Linked DNA regions of Homo sapiens: all the other regions are linked to region 2. A link is an interaction called in ENCODE POLR2A ChIA-PET data of the cell type or tissue named here. Cell type or tissue: HepG2. All regions are shown on one strand.

Region 1 (8,000 bases), 110 kb before region 2:
GTACCAATTAAGAACTGAACTTTTGACTTATTCTTTGGAAGTAGTATGTAGTAGTAAACATGGATTTCAGAATCAGACTAGAGGAGAAAGCAAATCTCAGTTCTGCTACTGACTAGATATGTAATAACTTTACCTCACTAGAGCCTAAAATGGGATAGTAATATCTGCTCTCATAGGATGGCTGTAAGAAGTAATTAAAACAATGTATGCCAAATGCTCAGTGCAATATTTGATTATAGATATATTCAATAAATAGTAGCTACTATTACTTTTCACTCTTTTTTCTTTTTTTGAGACAAGGTCTTGCTCTGTCACCCAGGTTGGAGTGCAGTGGCATGGTCACAGCTCACTGCAGCCTCAAATTCCTGGGCTCAAGCGATCCTCCCGCATTGGCTTCCCAAGTGTTAGGATTACAGGCATGAGTCACCACGCCCAGTCCCTTTTTCATCTTTTGAATTGCTTTAGCATGAGCCATCACTGTTTCCTAAAGAGATGCCTGTTCATCTGAGATTGAAGACGCAGGCATTGGCCTGGCCTGCATCCTCTCATTCAGCAGGGAGTACCAGACTCATGAACAGTGAGCCTGAGTGATCCTTGACAGAGACTACACATTTCTAAGCAAATAGTCACTGCTTAGTAGAGAACATCTCATTTAATTTATAATGATTCTAACTAATTTATCACTCTCATTAGATTAAAATAAAATCCCAGTTTTATTGTTTAGCTCTGTGGGGGTTGTGTGTGTAAGATAATGCCACTGTAAATATCTGTTGAAAGCTTAGGCAATTAACCAAACCAAACAAAGTCTGGCTTTAAGGCTATTTTGATTCTTCAGAATATTCATGAAAATACTGAAAAAAGGGAAACAAATAAAAGGTCAACTCACAAAGTCTCTAGGCTGTGGAGCCCATCAAAGCATTTCTTTCCCAGGGAGTGGATTCTATTGTTATGGAGATGTCTGCAGTAGAACATTACAGATAGTTAGGAAGGCACACTGCACAGACCACACTTAACATTTTGATAGCTTAAATCCAAAGAAACATATACTGAAGAATGCACTACTTATAAGAAGCCAATGTAAAAAATGGCTATATGCTGCATTCACTCATACCACAGATGATTCTATACCACAGAATTTAAAAGACAGTCACAGTTTTTTACCTTTTAGCTTCAGGACATCAGGGTGTGTATAATAATATGAGGAACATAATTGATATAAGTAACTTTGGGTTTCAAGGCTGTTTTTTTTTTTAATTTTTAAGTTCAGGGGTGCATGTGCAGGTTTGTTATGTAGGTAAACTTGTGTCATGGGGGTCTATTGTAAAGATTATTTCATCACCCAGGTATTAAGCCTAGTACCCATTAGTTATTTTCCTGATCTTCTCCCTCCTCCCACCCTCCACCCTCTGAGAGGCCCCAGCGTGTGTTGTTCCCCTCTGTGTGTCCATGTGTGCTCCCATCATTTAACTCCCACTTCTAAGTGAGAACATTCAGTATTTGGTTTTCTGTTCCTGTGTTAGTTTGCTAAGGATAATGGCCTCCATCCATGTTCCTGCAAAGGACATGATCTTGTTCTTTTTTATGGCTGCATAGTATTCCATGGTGTATATGTACCATATTTTCTTTATCCAGTCTATCATTGATGGGCATTTCAGCTGATTCCACATCTTTGCTATTGTGAATAGGGCTGCAGTGAACATACACATGCATGTGTCTTTATAATAGAATGATTTCTATTCCTTTGGGTATATACCCAGTAATGGGATTGCTGGGTCAAATGGTAGTTCTGTCTTTAGGTCTTTGAGGAGTTGCCACACTGTATTCCACAATGGTTGAACTAATTTACATTCTCAAGGCATATTTGTAAGCATAGTTTGTTCAGCATGGCTTTGGGATATAGGATGTTAAGCAGAGATACTGACCATCATTGACACCTGGAGGATAGATGTAGCAAGCACATTTTCTAATAAAGATGAAGGCCTATAATGGCTACCTTCCCAGGGCGGGAGCACAGGTCAACAGGAAACAATGATTTCAGTCACAGGCAATGGTAATCAGATTTTTCTGCTGCCCAAGGAGATTAGTTATCTTGACACAGTATTAGTGTATATAATTATCATCTTTGGTTCAATTGGTAAGTCAGTTAGGTCAGAGCCAGTGAGAACAGCTGTGCACAACTGAAAACTGGACCAACTCTCAAAAGGATTTTAGAAAATGGGCTTAAGGAGGATAGGGTGAAAAAGTACAGCTGGATCTGTGTAAATCCATTTCCTCTAGTGGAGGAAAAGAAATTAAAGCACATACCCAGCTTCTGGTGGGTCAGTAGCATCATCTTTATATGTGAAATTCAGTGTAGAAATTTTTTAATATCACAAAAAATTCTTTTCCTTCCATACTAAGATTTTTTTTCTAATAAATAAATTTTGGTTTTAGGTGAGATTTATGTAATATTCATTGAGGATATTCTACATGCAGCATATAAGGAAGGAGATTGAGGGGAACCTAAAACAATAAATAAGATATTGGCCAGCCCTCAAAGGAGTATATACTACAGTGCAAGGGACAGACATGTCATCAAGTGGAATGATTGAAGAGAGCGGTGGGCCAGTGGGTGGGCATGAAGCAAAGAGAGAAATAGTGAGAAGAAGCCTTCCTCATTGATTGGTTATTATATTATACATGTGGGGGTCATACTGCTACATTTTTAAAGAAAACTGATTATTTTTCAAACTATTACTTGTTTGAGAATCATTTTGGATTTACTAAAATAATGAAATCTAGACATATGGTGGGAAAAAACTGTGCAAATGCATAACATGCTGTCAATTAAACCACTTCTGCAAAAATACAACAGTGAGAAAAATATGACAATGAAAGAGATCTGACCTAACCGACTCCATCTTGCCTTTAACCTCCAAGCTGCCCTTGTCTATTCCTGGGCATAGGCTGAACTAACTTTGGGAGGAATTTAGTTTATAGTTTATCTTTGAAACAAAATGATAACAGTCTTTTTCTGAAACAAACTCCCTCCTTGCCTTGGGACCAGGCTACCTTTGTAGAAGTAACAAATTAGCCACAGATTAGAAATTATGGTTTAGGAGTCAGGCAGCCAGAGGCCACAAGACTCCTAACCTCCCCAGTTGCTCCTATAGATAACATCGCTATTGTAAAACATAAGATTGGTGTTCAAGATATTTTTCAGACCGTGCATTCTGATAGATCAGCTGGAACCACCCAGATGGGTAAACTGGCCCATGTGGTCTTAAGGCCCTCATCCAGGACTGACTCAGAGCAAGAGGACAACTTCAATCCCTTATGATTTCATCCCTGACCCAACAAATCAGCATTCCCCATTCCCTAGCTCCCTGCTAGCCAAACTATCTTTAAAAAACTCTTGCCTCTGAATTTTCAGGGAGGCTGATTTGAGTAATAATAAAACTCTAGTCTTCCATTGAGCTGGCTGTATGTGTGCTAAACTATTTTTTCTTTTTTTTTGAGACAGAGTCTCACTCTCTTCCCCAGGGTGGAGTGCAGTGGCACAATCTTGGCTCACTGCAACCTGGGTTCAATTGATCCTCCGGCCTCAGCCTCCCTAGTAGCTGGGATTACAAGCATGTGCCACTACGCCCAGCTAATTTTTGTACTTTTAGTAGAGGTGGGGTTTCACCATGTTGACCAGGCTGGCCTCGAACTCCTGACCTCAAGTGATACACCCGCCTTGGCTTCGCAAAGTGCTGGGATTACAGGTATGAGCCACTGTGCCGGCCTTGTGTGTTACTCTTTATTGCAATTCTCTTGTCTTAATAAATTGGCTCTATTTGGGCAGTGGGCAAAAAGAACTCATTGAGCAGTTACATCATTTGTTCTCACTTCTCTTTCCTTGGTAAGGGTTCACAAAGTTCTTATTAGATAATAAGAAGAGCATCTTTCAATTTGACCTGAATTATCAATTATTTTTTAAAATAAGGAATGTTTAACTTAGGTTACTGTACTAACTGTACAGTGCGGTGACTCCTTGTGCAACATGCAAGGGGCTTCTCTAAGGCACAGGTCATATTTCATTATCTTTGTATGCCCTGCTGTGCTTGGCATCTAGCAGGTAATTGATAAGTATTGTTTAAGTCATTTACACAATTGGAGCATTTATAAGTCATTTTGGGGAGGGGCTCAGGAGGTTTTCCTCCCTTAAAATGTCCCCATTTGAGCTTTGAAGAGCCAGCATTTTAAGGCCAAGGTCTTCCAGTGACATTAGAAACTGTTAAAAGAGAGCAAAATCAATAAAACTTACAGAACTACCAAGCTGGAGAGGTTTCCAAAGGCATAGTCTGGTATGTGGTGTATTTTGTTCAGGGCCAAGGTCATGGCTTGCAATGCCGATAAACTTCTAAAAGCCTGGACGGGGATTTCTGTTAACGCATTGTCATCCAGCCACAGGTGCCTCAGGGAATGCAGGCCACTGAAACAGCTTGGGGGCACATAGCTGATGTGGTTAGCATCCAGACGCCTGTGGAAGAAAGAAAGCAAGAATGGAAAAGAGAGCAAAGCCCAAGCAGAAGGTCAACTTTGCAGGAAAACCCTCCCCATGCATGATGAACAAGAGTGGAACAGGGCCTGGGGTCCCCGAGAGCCCTGACATCTGGAGCATTTTCCTCTCCAGATGATCTCTCCTTCTCATTCATGTGTAGACTGTTGCTTCCTAGGTCCTCTGGCTCTAAAATTCCATGGTGCTATAATTCTCTTCCAGGCTTGTAGGTAATGTTCTCTCATGGATGGAAGTGGCCTCCCCTGAGGTATGGAGTTTCAGTGTGATGATCTTTTAGTTTCTTTCTGACACTAGCATAGAGATATCCTTTTCCTCCTCCCACCCTAAGCCAAAGGAATGTTTTTGCTTTCCCTGACTGTTTTGAACATACTAAACATACTAGTCTAATAAGCTGTTCAGTAAGCTCTGGGAAAAGATTATTTCATTTCAGTATTTGAAGGAACTGCGTAATTTTTTTTTTTTTTTTGAGACGAAGTCTCTCGCTCTTGTCGCCCAGGCTGGAGTGCAATGGCGCGATCTCGGCTCACTGCAACCTCCACCTCCCGGGTTCAAGCGATTTTCCTGCTTCAGCCTCTCGAGTAGCTGGGATTACAGGCGTCTGCCACCACACCTGGCTAATTTTTACATTTTTAGTAGAGACAGGGTTTCACCATGTTGGCCAGGTTGGTCTCGAACTCCTGACCTCATGCGATCTGCCCACCTCGGCCTCCCAAAGTACTGGGATTACAGGTGTGAGCCACCGCACCTGGCCGAGTAATTTTTTTTTAATTTTTAATTTTTTTATTTTACTTTAAGTTCTGGGATACACGTGCAGAACATGCAGGTTTGTTACATAGGTATACATGTGCCATGGTGGTTTGTTGCACCTATCAACACATCATCTAGGTTTTAAGCCCCACATGCATTAGGTATTTGTCCTAATGCTCTCCCTCCCCTTGCCCCCCACCTGCCGACAGGCCCCCATGTATGATGTTCCCCTCTCTGTGTCCACGTGTTCTCACTGGAACTGAGTACATTTTTAAAGACTGTTAGAGACATGCCTCAGGGAAAACAGAGAAGGGGCCCTATCCTTTTTCTTAGGACAACACTGAAAGGCCTGAAAACTGCTGGCTTTCTTGCTTATCCTAACCATTTGTATGAAGCAGATGTTTGTTTTTCTGACATTTTAAATGAATAATAAAATTAACAACTTTCCAGCTTTTGCTTCCTTTTCCCACACTCCATTTTTATCTGTTTTAAAATGGGGAAATACATCTAAAAATAAGTCTGGTTAATGAGCTGTTGCCACCTAAAAGCCAGCAGAGGGAGTGCAATACATTTATTTTGCCCCAGTCCAACATAAACAGTGGCTATAATTTAAAGGTCCTAACTTTTCGTATGGAAGTGACAAAACTCACATCGTTTGCAATGTTCTGTAAGATGCATGAATACTAGAACCAACATCACTCAAACTATGCTTCCAACAGCTCTCACTTGTTTTTTTTCCCAATCTGCTTTTAAGACGCACACATTTGCATTTTCAAAGGTAGGATTAAAAAAAAGAAGAGTTGTATTTTAGTGGTCCACGTATTAGGAAGGAGTAGAAAATCAGAAGTGGATTTTGAAAAATGTTTTTGGAAGCATTTAAGACTAAACAGATGCAGGAAGCACACCAGGATCACAAAATAATCTCCTGCAAACCAAAATTAAACAATTTAGAAATGAAATTCTTTGTTGGGAGGAAGCTCATTTCTATAGAAAGCAGCTTCCTCACTTTTGGCCACTATGCCACTTCAATCATCTTCTGATTCCTGCTTCTACAGACTGAATGGGAAGGAACAAGCGATGCCTCAAAGGCCCTCCTTGGGCCACATTTTGATAATAGCTGAGATAACGTCACTTGGAGCAAATTTTAAGAGTTGGGTGTCATACCCCATTTACGATTAAATTTCCAATAGAACAACTATCATTGTCAGCAACAGAAACACAGCTTTCAAACATCTTAAGGTTTTGTCAACAAATGGAGCCACAAATGTTTAGAAAATTCAACACCATCTCTCTTTCCTTTCTCTAGCAACAATGTGCCTGGCTTATGCTCAAATAAGGTATAATTTCATCAGGAGATAAAGAGGTGATTGCTTTTGTTTGACTAGAAGTAAAGCACACATGTAAACTCTCCTTAACTATTGCACTGATTAAAGGATAGAGACTTAATAATATGAGCTTCTATGTTTTTGTTGATATGTTGACTGATCATTGCCAGTCGTTTATGCATTGAAAGTATGAGTGGTGGCTGGGCCCGTTGGCTCACACCTGTAATCCCAGCACTTTGAAAAGCTGAGGGGGGCAGATCACCTGAGGTCAGGAGTTCCAGACCAGCCTGGCCAACATGGAGAAACCCCATTTCTATAAAAAATACAAAAAAAATTAGCTGGGTGTGGTGATGCACATCTGTAGTCCCAGCTACTTGGGAGGCTGAGGCAGGAGAATCGCTTGAACCCAGGAGGCAGACGCTGCAGTGAGCCGAGATCATGCCACTGCACTCCAGCCTGGCCAACAGAGTGAGACTCTGTCTTAAAAAAAAAAAAAAAAAGAAAGTATGAGTGGTTTCTAAAAGTCTTGGGCTGCGCGCAGTGGTTCATGCCTGTAATCCCAGAACTTAGGGAGACAGAGGTCAGGAGATCAAGACCAGCCCAGCCAACACGGTGAAACCCCATCTCTACCAAAAATACAAAAATTAGGTGGGTGTGGTGGTGCATGCCTGTAATCCCAGCTACTTGGGAGGCTGAGGCACGAGAATTGCTTGAACCCAGGAGGTGGAGGTTGCAGTGAGCCGAGATCTTGCCACTGTATTCCAGCCTGGCCAACAGAAAATAAAAAAAAAATAAAAAAATAAAAGTCTTGAAAATGACAAAAAAGTTCATTGCAAACACTGGGATGCATTTATGGAAAAGGCTCTTTCAGCATGAAGTCATAGGATTGTCTTCTTTGGTATTTTATGTTCCTACCAAAGTTTCTGCTGTATCTTGAAGTGACCCAGGTATCAGTTCCCAACGTTAATATAGCCATTTCTCTGGACAAATATCTTTTATGAATCACGTTTCTTTTCCCCCCAGAAAAAAGGATATAATCTGGCCTCCACACTATTATCTTATACCAATTTGCTATCTGAAATGAAATGAGTAAGACAGGAGAATTCTTCAGAGATCGAACACTCTAAATACTAATATTCCCAGATTTAATGCTCAACAGCATAGACCTTCAGATGTCCTGAGTGAAGCATTAACACATCTCTCTACTAAACAGTTTCTTCATATAAGAAGCTCTCAATAAATGATACTCCTTCTAAATGCAGTGTTTTAGAGTTCATATCCACCTGGCCTCAGTGGTCTAAACCTAATTCAGGTATATTGTTCACACTCAAAGGCATTATCTGATTTAATTTCCTCCTCCAGCTTTGTTAAGGAATAATTGACAA
Region 2 (8,000 bases):
CTTATTTACTTCAGGACTGACTTCTATATTCAGCACTCATATTCCCTGAACTGTGTTGCATTAGAAATAAGTATTTAACATTTACTGTATCACTTTTTACAGATACTCTGAGTTTAATATTTCACAGGGCACTGGGAAAATGTCTTCTTAGGCCAGGGTACAGGCTGTCATCACATGAGAATAATATGGCACTTAATTTCCTAATAGTATCTTAACTTCAAGAGGTTATCTATAATATAGATAGATAGATTGTTCTATCTATAGATAGATAGGGAACATTGGCAGTAGGTGGCAGTAAGTTCCCCTGAGCACATGGAGGACACAGTTAAATGCATTTGAGGTATGTGGGAAATGGTTTAAAGCAGAATTTTATGCCAACTTTTAGTAACGGAAGCCTAACAAATGTTTGTTCTTTCAAGTGAGAGAAGCAAGCAATCTGGAACTATTCATAAGCTTATTTTCTGTATCCTTAAACATATTTTATAATGAATGTATGATTTAAATAGTAAGTTAAGTGTCTGGGGGTACTGCACACCTCCCTTGCATACAGTCAAACTTCTTCAGGGTGATGGGGAAGAGGAGTTATAGGCTGCCAAGCAAAATTGCCAAACTGGTCTCAGAAATTCACTGCATTGGAGAGCGCGGGATCCTTGCAACACTGACTTTAGCAGTTAAACTAGAGTGGTTGGGGATGAGTATTCTGCTTTGTAGTAGAGATAGCTGTTCAGGAGGAGGAAATGTGAATTCTGAGAGCGTGATCATTTAGGAGAGATTTCCATTCCTGGAACGATATCACTACCACATGCACGAGTGCAATTGAAGGGAAACCTGGTGGGGAAACAGTTTTAACATTCTTTCAGGTAAAAAAGAAAAAGCAGTCAAAATAGCTTTATGGTAGAGGAGGAGGCGACCTGCCATCTACCAATCCTAAAATCTAGCAGAATGGTACCTTTCTTTAAAGACAATATTAAAGCAAGTAAAAGATGTTTTTTTCTTCCTCACTCTGTCTCCAGAAAAAGAATCACTACCTAGTGGAAAATGTTGTGCAAGCCTCTTCATGTTTCTTCCCTCCAGAAAACAACTAAACAGATGGAAGAACTGGTTCACAAACATCCCAACTCTCTCCTGCCAAGGTACATCAGAGAAGCCGAAAACTGGGACTGCATGGGCTTGGGGTGGGCTCGCTGCAATGTCTTGATCTAAAACCTAAATGTTTCACCTTGTGGTAAGGAGCACCTGTTTCCCAGAGTGGCCTAGAACCTGGCCTCTCTGCTGGAAGGAATGAAGCCCCAGATGCTTTGCACGGGGGTGGAGAGAGTAGTCGCCTTGGTCTCCGAGAATAGGGTTCCTCCTGGGTCACCGCGTTCACCCAACTACCTGTTACCTTCGGGCCTGGGTTTTCCACAGAAAAAATTACGCAATGAGCCGCCGCCTCAGGGCTTTGGAAGTTGCAGTGGGGAGAGAAGGGGTGGGAGAATCCCCCAGGGATGATAGAGAGCTTCAGGTCTCCCTTTGGGTGTCGGTGCCGCTGTTTACCAGCCCAACAGCCTTCAGCCCACTTCCCCTTTCCTCCCCGGGGGAAGAGATGGTTAAAGATTACACAGCGGCCGCGGGCACTTCAAAGGGCGGCGCGGGCAGCCAAAGGTAAAGATAACGTTCTGGCAGCTCTAATCGGGGTTTGTGGTTGCCACATTTTAATCACGCCGTTAAAAAAGAAAGAAAATAAAAAGAAAGGAGGGAGGGAAGGAAGGAAGAAGGGAGGAAGGAAGGGAGGAAAAGAGGAAAAAACCCCAAAAAGGTTACATCACGTCACAGTGCAAGGGATGCAGACTAAAAACCCTTTGGAGCTGGGCAAGTTGTTTCTCCTTTGGGGAAACTTTCTACAGACCATCTTTTCGTGGAATGCGACTAGACGCAGAGAGGCGGTTGGGGCGGGGACCAGATGGCAGCCTGCCTTTGGGTACCAGGCTCTGGGTCACAAATGTCCACTCCGCACGCAAATGCCTGCATTTGCAGGAATTCGCCCTGCGATGTTTCTAGCGCTGGACTGGGAAGCTGCGGCGCAGCAGCGCTTTCCCGGGTTGCACTCGAAGCCATTTCTCTGCGGGTCCAGAAAGTGCCGGCACGCTACTCCCCGAGACACGTGCATTTCTCTGGGGGCCCTAACAGGCCTGGCCAGGATGCCCTTGACAAACTCGCCCCCCTCCCCCACGAGCAGGCGGGCGCCGAGGAGCCTCCAGCCTCGCCTTGGACGAACCTTCCTTCCCCTCTTAGTCTCTCTCCCGGAGTGACGTGGGGAAGTACTTACAGGTAGGAGGTGAAGACGCTGAGGTTGGAAGGCAGCTCCGAGAGCCCCAGGTCGGAGCAGTCCACCCTGAGCAACATCCTGCCGTCGGGCTCGCAATGACAGTGTGTGGGGCAGCCCCTCAGCAACACACCAGACCTGGGAGAGCTGCCCCCGGTCGCCAGCTGCAGCAGCACAGGCAAGGACAGGAGCACACCGAGCCGGGAGGTGTCCATGGTGCCCGAAGTAGGGGGCCACGAGCCGGACGCGGGCGGAGAGCAGCACCGGACTGCTACGGGCCGTGGCGCGCCGGGCGCCGCTCCGTGGGCTTCTGCAACTCAGCGGGCGTCTGCAGCGCCAGACGCCGCGTTCCTGACCCCACGGCGTGGGCGGCGAGGAGAAGCGCGGCGGGGACAGAGGTGCCGGTTGCCGCCACGCCGGCCTTCGGAGCAGCCCTGGCTGCAGCGGCGACAGTGGCGGTGCGCCTTGCTGCTGCTCGCGGCCTGAGCGGTGTGGAGCAGCATCTCTGCTTGCACGCTCGTTTTTTAAAGCGCTCCAGCCCGAATTGCGCGCCCAGTGACGTCAGCGCAGCCTGGCTTCCCAGGCACCCCCCGCCCGGCCCCACTTTCCCTCCACTTGTCCCCTCCCTCCTTTCCCAAGTCCTGGGCTGGGAGGCAGCAGGCAGCAGGCAGCGCGCGGTACTGGCGAGTTCTCGGCGCTCCCACTGAGCCTCCGCCTGGAAGATTCAGTGCTCAACGCCGCGCGCCGGAATAGGGGACCCCCCCACCCTTACCCCTTCATGCGTGCTGGAGACCCAGATCTAAGAGTCGAGAGGGACCTGCTTCGGAGAGACCTAAACAGACGCACAAGGACTGGAGGATGCGGCACGTTTCCTCCGAGCCCGCTTCAAATAATGGATGAGATACTTGAAGTGATTAAACAGAATAAAACAAAACAAAAACACAAAAACTAAAATCCTATGCAGAGAAATAGTTACGTTATCAGGGTAAGGAGGCAGGCGTCCCCGGCGAATGATAGGTGGCCTTTTTGATCCTTACGTCTGCCGCACTGTCTGGCTCGCTTTTGCCCTAAAATCAAAGCTCTAGGCTAATCGCTAAACAAATACAGCTCCTGAGCGAGCACTCCACTGCTGCCTTCCTATCTCTTGCGGGGTGAGGAAGTCGAAGTGACTCATTTGTTTTTTAAAAGTGGTTTAGAATACCCTAGAAGTCACTTTTAGTAAATCGATGCCAGAGTGACAGATGGCTGTTTGCTAACTTCCAGGGACTTTTCATCTTAAGTGTCCCAGCGCTCTCTGAACTGAGAGCAGTCCCACCTATGTGAGTGACACTGGGCTCTGAGAACCGCTGCAGAGCGCCAGGGGGAAAATGCATGCTCTTGCTTCAAAAAGTGTCCTATAGTGAATCTGCAGGAAAAAGGAGGAAAAGGATTCAGGGCTTTCTTGGAGAGAAGCCCTCGTTGAGGTACAAATAGCCCTCGCCAGACCTGAGTGAGCTGCTGAAAGAGGTGGTATTCCAAGCCTGCCACACCAACTCACAAAAATGCAGTTTTCACTCTGGGGCACAATGCCTCACAGCATCATGAAGGCAGGATACCCTGTTGATTTTCCAAGTCCTTTTTAATCTTCCTGCATTTAGACTGCCCAACAAAATTTCCCAAATAAACGTCTAAATTTTAGAGTTGGGAAGAGCTGTTTCTCTGTGCAGTGTATGTGCCTTCCTTCATGTCCAAACCTCGCTGTTTGTTCACCTAAAATATATAATTTCTTGACCACAATCTGTAGTCTGAACATCTTCCTTTCTTGGGTGAAAAAACAAACAACAAACAAAGCACTTGACAGTGCTAGTGCCACTGAAAATTGTGAGTTAACTCCGGTTTCCGCACAATCAGTACAGAGAGCCCGCGTCTCTGGACACCCTTTTCCTTCACTTTTCCCTATGTATACCACATTCACTGCTACTCTGTGCTTATTCTCACATTATTCTTGCTTCCCTTAGCCATTCTTTCCACATTTAAAGAATGCCTACCTTGTGTCTTTCTTCCTTTTTTTAAACATTTTAAAAAAAATTTCAATGGCTTTTGGGGGTACAAGTGGGTTTTGGTTATATGGATGAATTATACAGCGGTGAATTTTGAGATTTTAGTGCACTCATCACCCAAGTAGTGTATGTTGTACCCAATATGTAGTTTTTAATCCCACACCCTTCTCCTACCCTCCCTTTTTGGGATCTCCAAAATCCGTTTTAACACTCTGTATGCTTATGCATATTCATAGCTTAGCTCCCACTTATATGTGGGAAAATATGGTATTTGGTTTTCCATTCCTGAGTTACTTCACTTAGAATAATGGCCTTCAGCTCCCTTCAAGTTGCTACAAAAGACTTTATTTTATTCCTTTTTATGGCTGAGTACTCTTCCATGCTGTATGTATACCACATTTTCTTTATCCACCCACTGGTTGATGGGCACTTACGTTGGTTCCACATCTTTACAATTGTGAACTGAGATGCAATAAAAATACGTGTGCATGTGTCTTCTTCATATAATAACGTCTTTTCCTTTGAATAGTGATATGGTTTGGCTCTGTGTCCCCACCCAAATCTCATGTCGAATTGTAATCCCAAGCATTGGAGGAAGGGCCTGGTGGGAGGTGATTGAATCATGGGGGTGAATTTCCCCCTTGCTGTTCTCATGATAGTGAGTTCTCATGAGATCTGGTTGTTTAAAAATGTGTTGCATTCCACCTTTGCCCTCTCTCTCCTGCTTCCTCATGTGAAGACGTGCCTGCTTCCCCTTCTTCTTCCACCATGATTGTAAGTTTCCTGAGGCCTCCCCAGCCATGCTTCCTGTACAACCTGTGGAACCATGAGCCAATTAAACCTCTTTCATTATAAATTACCCATTCTCAGGTAGTTCTTTATAGCAATGTGAGAATGGACTAATACAGAAAATTGGTACCAGGAGAGAGGCATTGCTATAAAGATATCTGAAAATGTGGAAGCAATTTTGTAACTTGGTAATGGGCAGAGGTTGGAACAGTTTGAATGGCTCAGAAGAAGACAGGAAGAAGAGGGAATGTTTGAAACTTCCCACAGACTTGTTAAATTGTTGTGATCAAAATGCTGATAGTGACATGGACACTGAAGTCCAGGCTGAGGTGGTCTCAGATGGAGATGAAGAACTTGTTGGGAATTGGAGCAAAGGTCACTTTTGTTATTCATTAGCAAAGAGGTTCTAGGCATTGTGCCCCTGCCCTAGAGATCTGTGGAACTTTGAACTTGAGAATGATGATTTAGGGTATCTGGCAGAAGAAATTTCTAAGTGGCAAAGCATTCAACATGTGACCTGAGTGCTTCTAACAGCATAAGCTTATATTTGTGAGCAAAGAGATAATCTGAAACTGAAACATATTTAAAAGGAAAACAGAGTGTAAAAGTTTGGAAAATTTGCAGCCCTGCCAAGTGGTAGAAAAGAAAAACCCATTTTCTCAGGAGTAATTCAAGCTGGGCCTAGGAAGGAAGAATGATTTTGCAGGCTGGCCCCAGGGTCTGGGTGTCCCACTTCCTTAAGCCCCACTGCCCTGACCAACCTCAAGACACTGCTCCCTGCATCCCAGCCACTGCAGTTCTAGCCATGACTAAAAGGGCCCAAATATGTCTGAGGCAGCTGCTCCAGAGGGTGTAAACCCTGACCCTTGGCAGCTTTCGCTTGGTGGTAAGCCTGTGGGTATGCAGAGGGCAAGAGTTGAGGCTTGGGAGCTTCCACCTAGATTTCAGAGGATGTATGGAAATGCCTGGATGTCCAGGCAGATGTCTGCTGCAGGGGTGGAGCCCTCATGGAGAACCTCTACTAGGGAAGTGCAGAGGGGAAATTTGGGGCTGGAGCCCCCACATAGAGTCCCCACTAGGGCACTGCTTGGTGGAGCTGTGAGAAGACGGCCACCATCCCCCAGAACCCAGAATGGTAGATCCACTCACGCCTTGCACCATGTGTCTGGAAAAGCCTCAGGCACTCAACACCAGCCCATAAAAGCAGTCACCACAGAAGCTGTTACCTTCAGAGCCTCAGGGGCAGTGCTGCCTGAGGCCTTGGGAGCCAACTCCTTGCATCAGTGTTGCCTGGATGTGAGACATGGAGTCAAAGGAAATTATTTTGGAGCTTTAAGATTTAATGACTGCCCTGCTGGGTTTTGGACTTGGATGGGGCATACACCCCTTTTGTTTTGGGAAATTTCTCCCTTTTAGAATGTGAGCATTTACCCAATGCCTGTACCCCCATTGTATCTTGGAAGTAACTAACTTGTTTTTGATTTTATAGGCTCATACACAAAAGGGTACAGGTACAGGCTCTTTTGGACTGTAGACATTTGAGTTAGTGCTGAAATGAGTTAAGACTTTGGGGAACTGTTGAGAAAGCATGATTGTGTTTTGAAATGTGAAAAGGACATGAGATTTGGGAGGGGTTAGGGATGGAATGATATGGTTTAGTTCTGTGTCCCCACCCAAATCTCTTGTTGAATTGTAATACCCATTGTTGCAGGAGGAACCTGGTGGGATGTGATTGAATCATGGAGGCCGACTTCTCCCTTACTGTTCTCATGATAGTTCTCATGAGATCTGGTGGTTTAAAAGTGTGTAACACTTCCCCATTCACCCTCTCTCTCTCCTGCTCTCCCATGTGAAGAGGTATCTGCTTCCTCTTCACCCTCCGCCATGATTATAAGTTTTCTGAGGCCTCCCCCACTATGCTTCCTGTAAAGCCTTGGAACCATGAGCCAAGTAAACCTCTTTTTTAAAAAAATAAATTACGCAGTATCAGGTAGTTCTTAATAGCAAAGAAAGAACAGACAAATATAGGTAGGTACCAAGTACTGGGATTGCTGAATTGAATGGTAGATCTACTTTTAGTTCTTTAAGAAATCTCCATACTGTTTTCCAGAGGCTGTACTAGTTTACATTCTCATCAGCAGTGTATAAGTATTCCCCTTTTACCACATCTATGCCAATGTCTATTGTTTTTTGACTTTTTAATAACGGCCATTCTTGCAGGAGTAAGGTGGTATCTCACTGTGGTTTCAACTTGCATTTTTCTGATGATTAATGATGTTTAACATTTTTTTCATGTGTTTATTGGCCATTTGTGTATCTTCTTTTGAGAAATGTCTATTCATGTCTTTAGCTCACTTTCTGATGGGATTATTATTTTTTTCTTGCTGATTTGTTTGAGTTTCTTGTAGATTCTGGATACCAGTCCTTTGTCAAATGTATAGTTGCAAATATTTTCTCCCATTCTGTGGGTTGTCTGTTTACTCTGCTGATTATTTCTTTTGCTGTGCAGAAGCTTTTTTTTTTTTTTTTTTTTTTTTTCTTGACACAGAGTCTCGCTCTGTCACCCAGGCTGGAGTGCAGTGGCATGATCTTGGCTCACTGCAAGCTCTGCTTCCTGGGTTCCTGCCATTCTCCTGCCTCAGCCTCCCGAGTAGCTGGGACTACATGTGCCCGCCACCACGCCTGGCTAATTTATTGTATTTTTAGTAGAGACGGAGTTTCACTGTGTTAGCCAGGATGGTCTCAATCTCCTGACCTTGTGATCCACCCGCCTCGGCCTCCCAAAGTGCTGAGATTACAGGCATGAGCCACCGTGCCTGGCCAAAGCTTTTTAATTTAATTAGGTCCCATTTTTTTTTTGTTTTTGT
Region 3 (8,000 bases), 99 kb before region 2:
CATCAGTGCCCATTTTCTGCAGAGGATTCTCTGAGGGAGGTAAGATAATGTGGTGGTGAAATGGTCAGATTCTGGAATCTGGTGGCAAACTAGGGTTCTTATCCCAGACTCACCTCTAGCCTGACTCCGTTACAAATCATGTGACCTTGGGAAGATCAGCTGACCTCTCTGCACTCTTTGCTTCCTCAGTACTAAGGAGGGAATAATCTCAGCACCTACTTCATGAGGTTTCTGTGAGGATAAAGCATGATGATGGAAGTAAAACTGTTTAGTAAATATGGGAGGCTGCTGCTTTGATAACCATGGAAGTGCATTCAATTCCACATTCTGATTTTGTCTTTGCAATATTCACATTCTCTGCTGCTTTCCTTATGTGTCTTTTCACAACTGATCACAGACCGTGTTTATCCTGAAAAGGCAGAAAGACTGTGCCTCACTTATATGGTAGTCATCTCTGTAACCAAGAGTTCAATCTACTTTCCAAAGTTAACCTTCATTTTACACCACAAGCTTTAAAAAAATTTATTTTACTTCTCATTCCATAATACCCATATTCTCTTTATTTCTCTGATATGACTGCCATGCATGCAATTTATCACAGGACTGGCAGGTAACCTGATATAAGAATCTTTCATGCATGGCTATTGCATAAAGTATTCACTTTTCCCTCCTTATATGATTCTGTGGACAATGCTCCAATTTTAGCTCTCTCTTCTTGTAAACATTATGTAGAAGGAGCTTTTCCTGTTAAAATAATTCTCCCCAATGTTCAAATTGGAGAAGAGTCCGGGCAAAACTTTTCCTCCTCATAAGAATTCACTGGGTGCTGATCTGCATATGGTTCCGTGAAGTGAACGCTTCACTGTGCAATAGACAAATGCTTTGGCCTCTAGAACTTCTAAGTTCACCTCCATCCCAATACGTACCTAATACCCTGGCACTTTTGTGAAGAAAGCAAAACAAACTAAAGTCACGGTTCATTTTTATTGTATAGGCTTGTGATTTCTGTTTCTGGAGACTATTTTAGTGGAAGGAATATCACCAATACTAAAACCACTGTTTTTTTAACCCCTTTGATCCTTTAATCTTATTCTTTTGGCTACCTCATCTTCTTTCTTTTGGTCTGCTTACACTTCCTTGTCTTCTGTTACTTCCTTCCCATTCTATATCCCATGTCTGAAGCCCAATAGCCTCCTGGATATTAATGGGAGAAAACTGCTCCTGGTTCTAGGCTTGTCTTACCTCCTGCTCAGCACAGTGAGCCCCATGTCTTCCTCCTCACCCATTCCTCTCACTTATTTTCTCTCTCTTTTTTGACTACTGTAAGGAAAAGATTACCATGCAGAATCCGATGAAGTTATTGACATTTTATAGAGTCCAGGGGTGGGTTCTATAGCCCTGAAGATGATATCATAATAAGATGTATGGGCAGCTGGTGTGCCAGGCAGAAATTATACATTATTCTTGAGTTTTAAAATATAGTCATATTCTGAAGATGAATATTAGTTAATTGGAGAATAGAGACAATAATAAAGATATGTTTAATTCTTCTTTCATTTTCTATTTGCCAACCTATTACCTTTGCGATTATGCAAATTCCACAGTTAGCTTCACTTGTGCACACTTGGAATAAAAACCAACAGGCATTAAATAGTACTCTGGTTATCTGGACAAACATGAATATGCAACTCTCTTTGGTCATCTTGAACTTCACTAGTGACAGTGAGTTGCTTAAAATTCATTAATGACAATCACAAATGAAGCAATTTTTTAAATAGATTGATTTCTTAACTATTAATATAAAAGTGTGAGGGTATGGGAGGGTTAAGTTTTGAGTTTCCATCAAATCACTGTAATCTGATTCTAGTCCTCAAATGTCTATACTCCCAAAAGTTTTTTGGTAAAATACAGCTTACTGTGAATTCTGATTACATTTCCTATTCCCTTCCAAAAAACAGAAAGGAAATTAGGTTATATTTGATTACATTACAAAAAATCTAATTGGTGTCTGGGAAGTCATTGCCATGTCAGAAGCCAAATGTACATACTGTACAGGGGCAGGCTCTGGGCTTCTGGGCTCTGGCTTGTGGGCCTGCACTCTTATTCCTTAGCCCAGCAATTTGTTAGCATCAGAAGAGTTAAAAGAACACAAGTGGCCTGGGTACTGTGGCTCACTCCTGTAATCCCGGCACTTTGGGAGGCCAAGGCAGGCAGATTACTTGAGCTCAGGCATTCGAGACCAGCCTGACCAACATAGTGAAACCCTGTCTCTACAAAAATACAAAAAATTAGCCAGCCGTGGTGGCAGGTGCCTGTAATTCCAGCTACTTAGGAGGCTGAGGCAGAAAAATCGCTTGAACCTGGGAGGTGGAGGTTGCAGCGAGCTGAGATCGCACCACTGTACTCCAGCCTGGGCAACAGAGTGAGACTCCAACTCAAAAAACAAAACAAAACAAAAAAACCACAAGTGTACCTATGTGTTTCCATTATGAACAAAACATCTTTTGTATATGTGGAATAAGTGGAAAATTAACATTCCTTGAAACATGAGCACAATTTGTTTCTTCCTGACAGCAATGTTACCAATTTCAGTGTATCAAATTTCCTAAACTTTATTCAAGGAAGCCAAGTGTATATGGGTGGAGCAAAGAATGCAAATGATCTACGTCAGTCGTTTTCAACCATTTTTGATTTGTAGACCACTTTGTTAGTGTTATAGAACACTAACAATTTTAATTTCTCAAATGCATTTTGCCTACGAATCACCTAGGATTTTGTTAAAATGAAGATTTTTTTAAGTAAGACAGAGCTGAGACCAAGTGTTCTGCATTTCTTAGGCAGTGCTGATGCTGCTGGCCCACAGAACAAATCTGAATAGCAGGGTGATAGAGCATGTGGCCTCTTAACTTTATCTCCCTGGGTTATCAGTGGAATGCATAGGCATGCAAGCTGTTTTCAATTAAACACAAATAAGACAATGCCTGACTTTTATATTTTAAGTATATTATTAGCTCATAGAAGAGTGCAAAGTATGGATTTTGTTATTATTTCAGGTATTTCTTTTCCTTTTTTTCAGAGACACGGTCTTGCTCTATTGCCCGGGCTGGAGTGCAGTGGCAGGATCATAGCTCACTGCAGCCTCAAACTCCTGGGCTCAAATGATCCTCCCACCTCAGCCTCCAGCATAGGTGGGACTACAGTCATGCACATGACGCCCAGCCAATTTTATTTATTTACTTAATTATTTTTAGAGACAGCATCTCACTGCATTACTCAAGCTTGTAATTTCAGGTTTGAAAAGAGTTCTGGAGAATACTTTGCAGATCATCTGAGGGAATGCTCCAGGTCAGGTCAATAGTTTTCCTAATTTTCACTTAGGAAATACTTAACTGTGCAATTAAGCCAGTTAGAAAACACTAGTGCATGCATGAGTCCTATCCTCAGAGAGTGCAGTGGCATGATCAGGGCTCACTGTACCCTCGAATTCTTCTTGAGTTCAAGTGATCCTCCCACCTCAGCCTCATGTGTAGCTGGGATTATAGGCGCAGGCCACCATGCCCAGCTAACTTTTTAATTTTTTATAGAGAGACAGGGGTCTCACTATGTTGTCCAAGCTGGTCTCAAACTCCTGGGTTCAAGTGATCCTCCCACTTCAGCCTCCCAAAACGCTGAGATTACAGGCATGAGCCACCATACCTGGCCAGAGATTCTGATTTTAATTGTTCTAGGCTGCAGTCTAGGCTTTGGGTCTTTCCAGAAGAATCTTATTTGTAGCCAGTGTTGAGAAGGCCTGCTGTAGAAGTTATTCAGTTGGTACAAAAGTAAATGTGGTTTTTGCCATTACTCTTTATACAAGGCCAGGCATGTATAAAGACAATGAGCTCACAGCCCCTATCAAGGGTAGAGTGCTTCTTAAAGAGTGAATGTATAATCCAAGAAAAATAATAACGTGGAGAAAAATAAAGTGAATTCAAGAGAGTGAAAAGAAAAAAAAAGGGAAACCATGTAGAAAAAAAGGCTAAGTGAAGATCTAAGGGTTGACTCCAGTCCAAGAAGAGATGGCAATGGAGTGGAGACTTTCTAGGCATTGGCAGTGTGGATGAGGCAGAGTCCTACTCTCATCATTACTTTATTGATACGGAAGCACAGAGGCTAACGTATGGCCTGGAAAATGAATGGAGAATGGATAAGGAATGCATGTTTGTAATGATCAGTAAATTCAAACTAATGTTTTTATTTTTAGACGTGCTTAAAGGAAGAAGGAGAAGTACAATTAAATACTTTAAAACCAGGACAATAGAACTTTAAAGGGGCACAATATACCCTAAACCTCCAAACTGGCCTTGTGTATGTATGGGTAGGGCACTCCTTTTGTTGGTACAATATGGTATCTGCAGAGTTGGTGGTTCAGCCTATGTTTATCATGCTCTTTTCTTTTTTCTTTTCTTTTCTTTTCTTACTCTGGAGTGGTGCTCTGTAGCTCAGGCTGGAGTGCAGTGGCATGATATAGCTCACTGTAACCTGTAACCTCAAACTCCTGGGCCCAAGTGATCCTCCTGCTTCAGCCTCCCGACTAGCTGGGACTGCGGGCACATGTCACCACACCTAGCTAAGTTTTTTAATTTTTATTTTGTAGAGATGGCAGTGGGGGTGTCTCACTATGTTGCCCAAGCTGATCTCAAACTCCTGGCCTCCAAGTGATCCTCCCACTTTAACCTCCCAACATATCATGCTTTTTTTTTTTTTTTTGACAACTCTTAAGTCTTGCATCAAAGCTGCACAAAAAATATCAGTGAGAAAAAGTGGGACACTGGCACACATTGTCAACATTCAACACTCACACTGGTCTGTCTGTGCTCTGGACAAAGGGGCCCCTGACAAACATTGCATAACCCAGCTGATACAATCCAGTGTGAACTGGGGGCCGAGTATCTATCTAGATCCTTTAGTTTGGATGTGGTCAGTGTCAAACCAGAAAGTTAACCCTTGACCTTTTCACAGGGAACACATAGTTATAAAGTTTCAAAATGTTATTCTTTTTGCAAAACCAGAAACCAAATGTAGAGACACCTGGTGAACAGTGAATATCTAGACTGTAAGAAACTAAATCTGAACACCTTTATCAGGCAGGCACCACCAGTTCCAGTGAACAAAAGATTCATGGTTTTCTTTTTCTCAAAGAGTTCACTTCTGTTTGTGTTCTGTTTGTGATCTTCTTTCAGCTGATAGTGGCTTTTGGTTACAAACTCTTATCCTTCTATCTACTGCCTGCCTTGCAGCTGTTTAAAGTTCCTACTGGCTACCGCCATTATCACCATTTCAATTTTGCCACACAGATACCCCAACTTGAGGCTGTTTTGCTTCTCCAGCTGTTTCTTCTTTCCTTCAGGTAAAGGCTTGTGCAACAAAGGAGAAGTGATACTGTCATGACATTAAGGAGCTCCAGAAAATACAACAGACCTATCTCATACCACAAAGGGGCCCTTGTGGGCTTGTTTATCTATAGGCTGGTGAAAACCTAGGAAGTCACTTTGTTTGACTGGAGTAAAAGGCTTGAAATGATCTCAAGCACAGATTTTCTTTCATTAAAAAGAAAAAAAGATCAAAGGACGAAAGTATCATCTTCAAATCTCACAGTCCTCCTTCTATGTTACCTCGGTAAAACGCATTAAGCAAACTATATGTAATTATTAACCGAAGGATTCTTTACAACAATTTTCAGCTGGAGTCCACAATATTTATCAATATTTATTTGCCCTTTTAATGCATTTATCTTCCTCATCACGAACTACAACCCAGTATTTTGTTTGGCAGATGTGCATCTCCATTGTAAGTAAAATTACAGCATATATCACACGTGTGATATATTGGACATCATGCAGTATATTGTAAACACTTATACATTCTAATGGGAGGAAGATTTACTGACTAAATAGTAGTGGTATAGACTTGCCAAGTAATCACTACAATCAACTGCTTACAATACAAGTTCCAAAACATTTAGCTGGGAGAATGTTCTTTTGTGAGTAATTTTATTTATTCAGAAGTTTTAAATCAGTGTGTGTAGGGGGGTAGGAAACTCCTGATGGAAAAGTTGTGGATTCAGAGTAGGGAACACCAACACCTCTGTGAGTCCATGTGTCTGTGTGTGGTGTGTGAATCTAAGGTATGTTTGTATCTGTGGGATTGTTTATGGCCATGTCTGCACATCTGTGTTCTGTGATGGGGAAGCTTCAGGATATACCAGTAGATCTTAGGCTCCTGACTTGAGGATCCCTAATGTATTATATAGGCAGTACTAAAATAGTAAGCCTTTATTTGACTCGAAAAAACTTGATTACAAGGCAACTCAAATAATCCTAAAACAGAATAAATCAAAGATGTCAAAATGTCTAGATTACAGCATCTATTTTTTTTTTTTAGGTAAAAGGAAAGCACTATTTCTTATTCGAATTCAGAAGCAAGAATATTACAAGGGAATGTAGGACAGGATCTTGGAAGTAGTGCTTTGGACTGGAGATGTTGCAATTAAATGTCCACCCTAAAACCCCAAACTCCAACACTGGTTCCTCCCATACATATTGCTCAATGAGGCTATGAAGAGTTGTTACTCTAATGGGCTCTCATTCACAATACATTTAGGTATGACTCCCAACCAAGGAACATACTAAAATGGTCAACTGAACATTTCAATGCTTCTTCCCAAATTGATCTTAAATATATTTTGCAATGTCTACTATACTTACAGGGATTGAAGGCTTCGCAAATTCTGCAGAGCTTCTGTGGGTACGTGTCTTAGCTGATTATTCTGCAGCATACTGTATGTTAAAAGAAATAAAGAAAAATGTTAAAAAAAATGAACAATAACAGGCCTAAACAAGGCCAGGCACTGTTCCAGGTGTCAGAAAAACAACAGAGCATCAGACAAAGTCTTGTCTTTTGGGGAGCTGAAATTCCTGTGAAGAGTGAAGATAATTAAAGATGAACAAATGAATATATTAACATGAGACAAGTGATAAGTACTATGAATAAAAAACAAAACTATGAATTTGGGATAGATGGTATCAGGGGGTGAGATTTTTATTTTAAAGGTGGTCAGGGAAGGTCTCTCTGAAAGGTGATATTTAACTGGAGACCAGAAGGAATACAGGGAGAAAATCCTTGTGAATATTTGGGAAAAGTTACCAAGGAAAAGAGAAGAGTAAGTACAAGGGCTGGAGGCTGGAGGGAGCTTGCTTGACTTGTTAAAGGAGCAGCAAAGGACCAACTGTTTCTGAGGAATGAGTGAGGACTCGAGGTTGGGAGAGAGAGCCTGAGACCATCTCATGGAGGGCTTTGCCAGCCACCATAAGGCTTTATTTTATGTGTGATGAGAAACCACTGTTGAAGGGCATATGTAGGAAAATGACATGCTCTTATATATGTTTTTTAAAGGATCTGCTACTTGTATAAGTTACACCAAATGGAAATAAGGATAATGGTAGGAGGCTAAAATTGTCTCCCTTCTCTGCATGGCTTTATTTTGATATAAGCTAAATTCTTTTTGTGAAGTATTTGTGTTTTTGCACTTGCACTTGAAAATCTTGAACAGTTTTTCATAATATGGGGACTACAGAATGGAAACGCCTGGAAGCTATGAAATAAAAATATATCATTGCTAATGAGGAAATAGCATGGAAACAAATTCCCATGAGATTCCTTATATTTTGCTACCTTATTCATAAATGTTTATAACACAAGAATTCTGCAGCACATTTTTTTTCTCCCAGTATTTTGTAGTCCATGTAAGCCTGAGGCAGAAGACTATTTTAGGAAAGCAGAAGTTTTAAAGAAATATTTCTACTTATTAAGTTGCAAACTTGTATTTGTGTTTCAGAAACAATCTGCCTGGTTCTTTCATCTCTGCAAAGGAAGTTTCTTTCTGTTCACTACTTGACTAGCTGGAATTCCACCCAGGTGTGTCTAACTCCAAAGCTTGGTGTGTTTTCCAGTGCACCAGG

Evidence for each region. Peaks named below come from ENCODE experiments on the same cell type or tissue, not always from the same donor. Only the 100,000 strongest peaks of a DNase experiment are listed, where the experiment ranks them.
Region 1: POLR2A ChIA-PET joins it to region 2 with 17 read pairs; 3 of 35 experiments call an interaction of 5 or more read pairs at or near these places.
Region 3: POLR2A ChIA-PET joins it to region 2 with 20 read pairs; 3 of 35 experiments call an interaction of 5 or more read pairs at or near these places.

The regions. Positions count from the first base shown.
Region 1 is chr12:71,549,577-71,557,576 of GRCh38, reverse strand. It overlaps LGR5 (leucine rich repeat containing G protein-coupled receptor 5), which reads right to left. Exons shown (of 18, transcript NM_003667.4): 5 at 4,289-4,504; 6 at 887-958. The region is part of intron 2 of LOC105369833 (a long non-coding RNA gene); the gene reads left to right. Among named protein-coding and RNA genes, the nearest start is that of ZFC3H1, 110 kb to the left of the region's middle. In HepG2, a CTCF peak has its summit at 5,832 (motif pointing right); a DNase peak (open chromatin) is centred at 4,286.
Region 2 is chr12:71,434,601-71,442,600 of GRCh38, reverse strand. LGR5 (leucine rich repeat containing G protein-coupled receptor 5) reads right to left here and starts at 2,803. Exons shown (of 18, transcript NM_003667.4): 1 at 2,309-2,803. The coding sequence starts at 2,520. It overlaps LOC124902962 (a long non-coding RNA gene), which reads left to right. Exons shown (of 3, transcript XR_007063364.1): 2 at 1,014-1,133. In HepG2, a CTCF peak has its summit at 291 (motif pointing right); DNase peaks (open chromatin) are centred at 1,530, 1,920, 2,890 and 3,450; H3K4me3 peaks cover 4,399 bases.
Region 3 is chr12:71,533,933-71,541,932 of GRCh38, reverse strand. LGR5 (leucine rich repeat containing G protein-coupled receptor 5) reads right to left here. Exons shown (of 18, transcript NM_003667.4): 4 at 6,747-6,818. LOC105369833 (a long non-coding RNA gene) reads left to right here. Exons shown (of 4, transcript XR_001749200.2): 3 at 7,877-7,956. Among named protein-coding and RNA genes, the nearest start is that of LGR5, 98 kb to the right of the region's middle. In HepG2, no CTCF peak of the experiment used is centred here; DNase peaks (open chromatin) are centred at 4,872 and 5,502.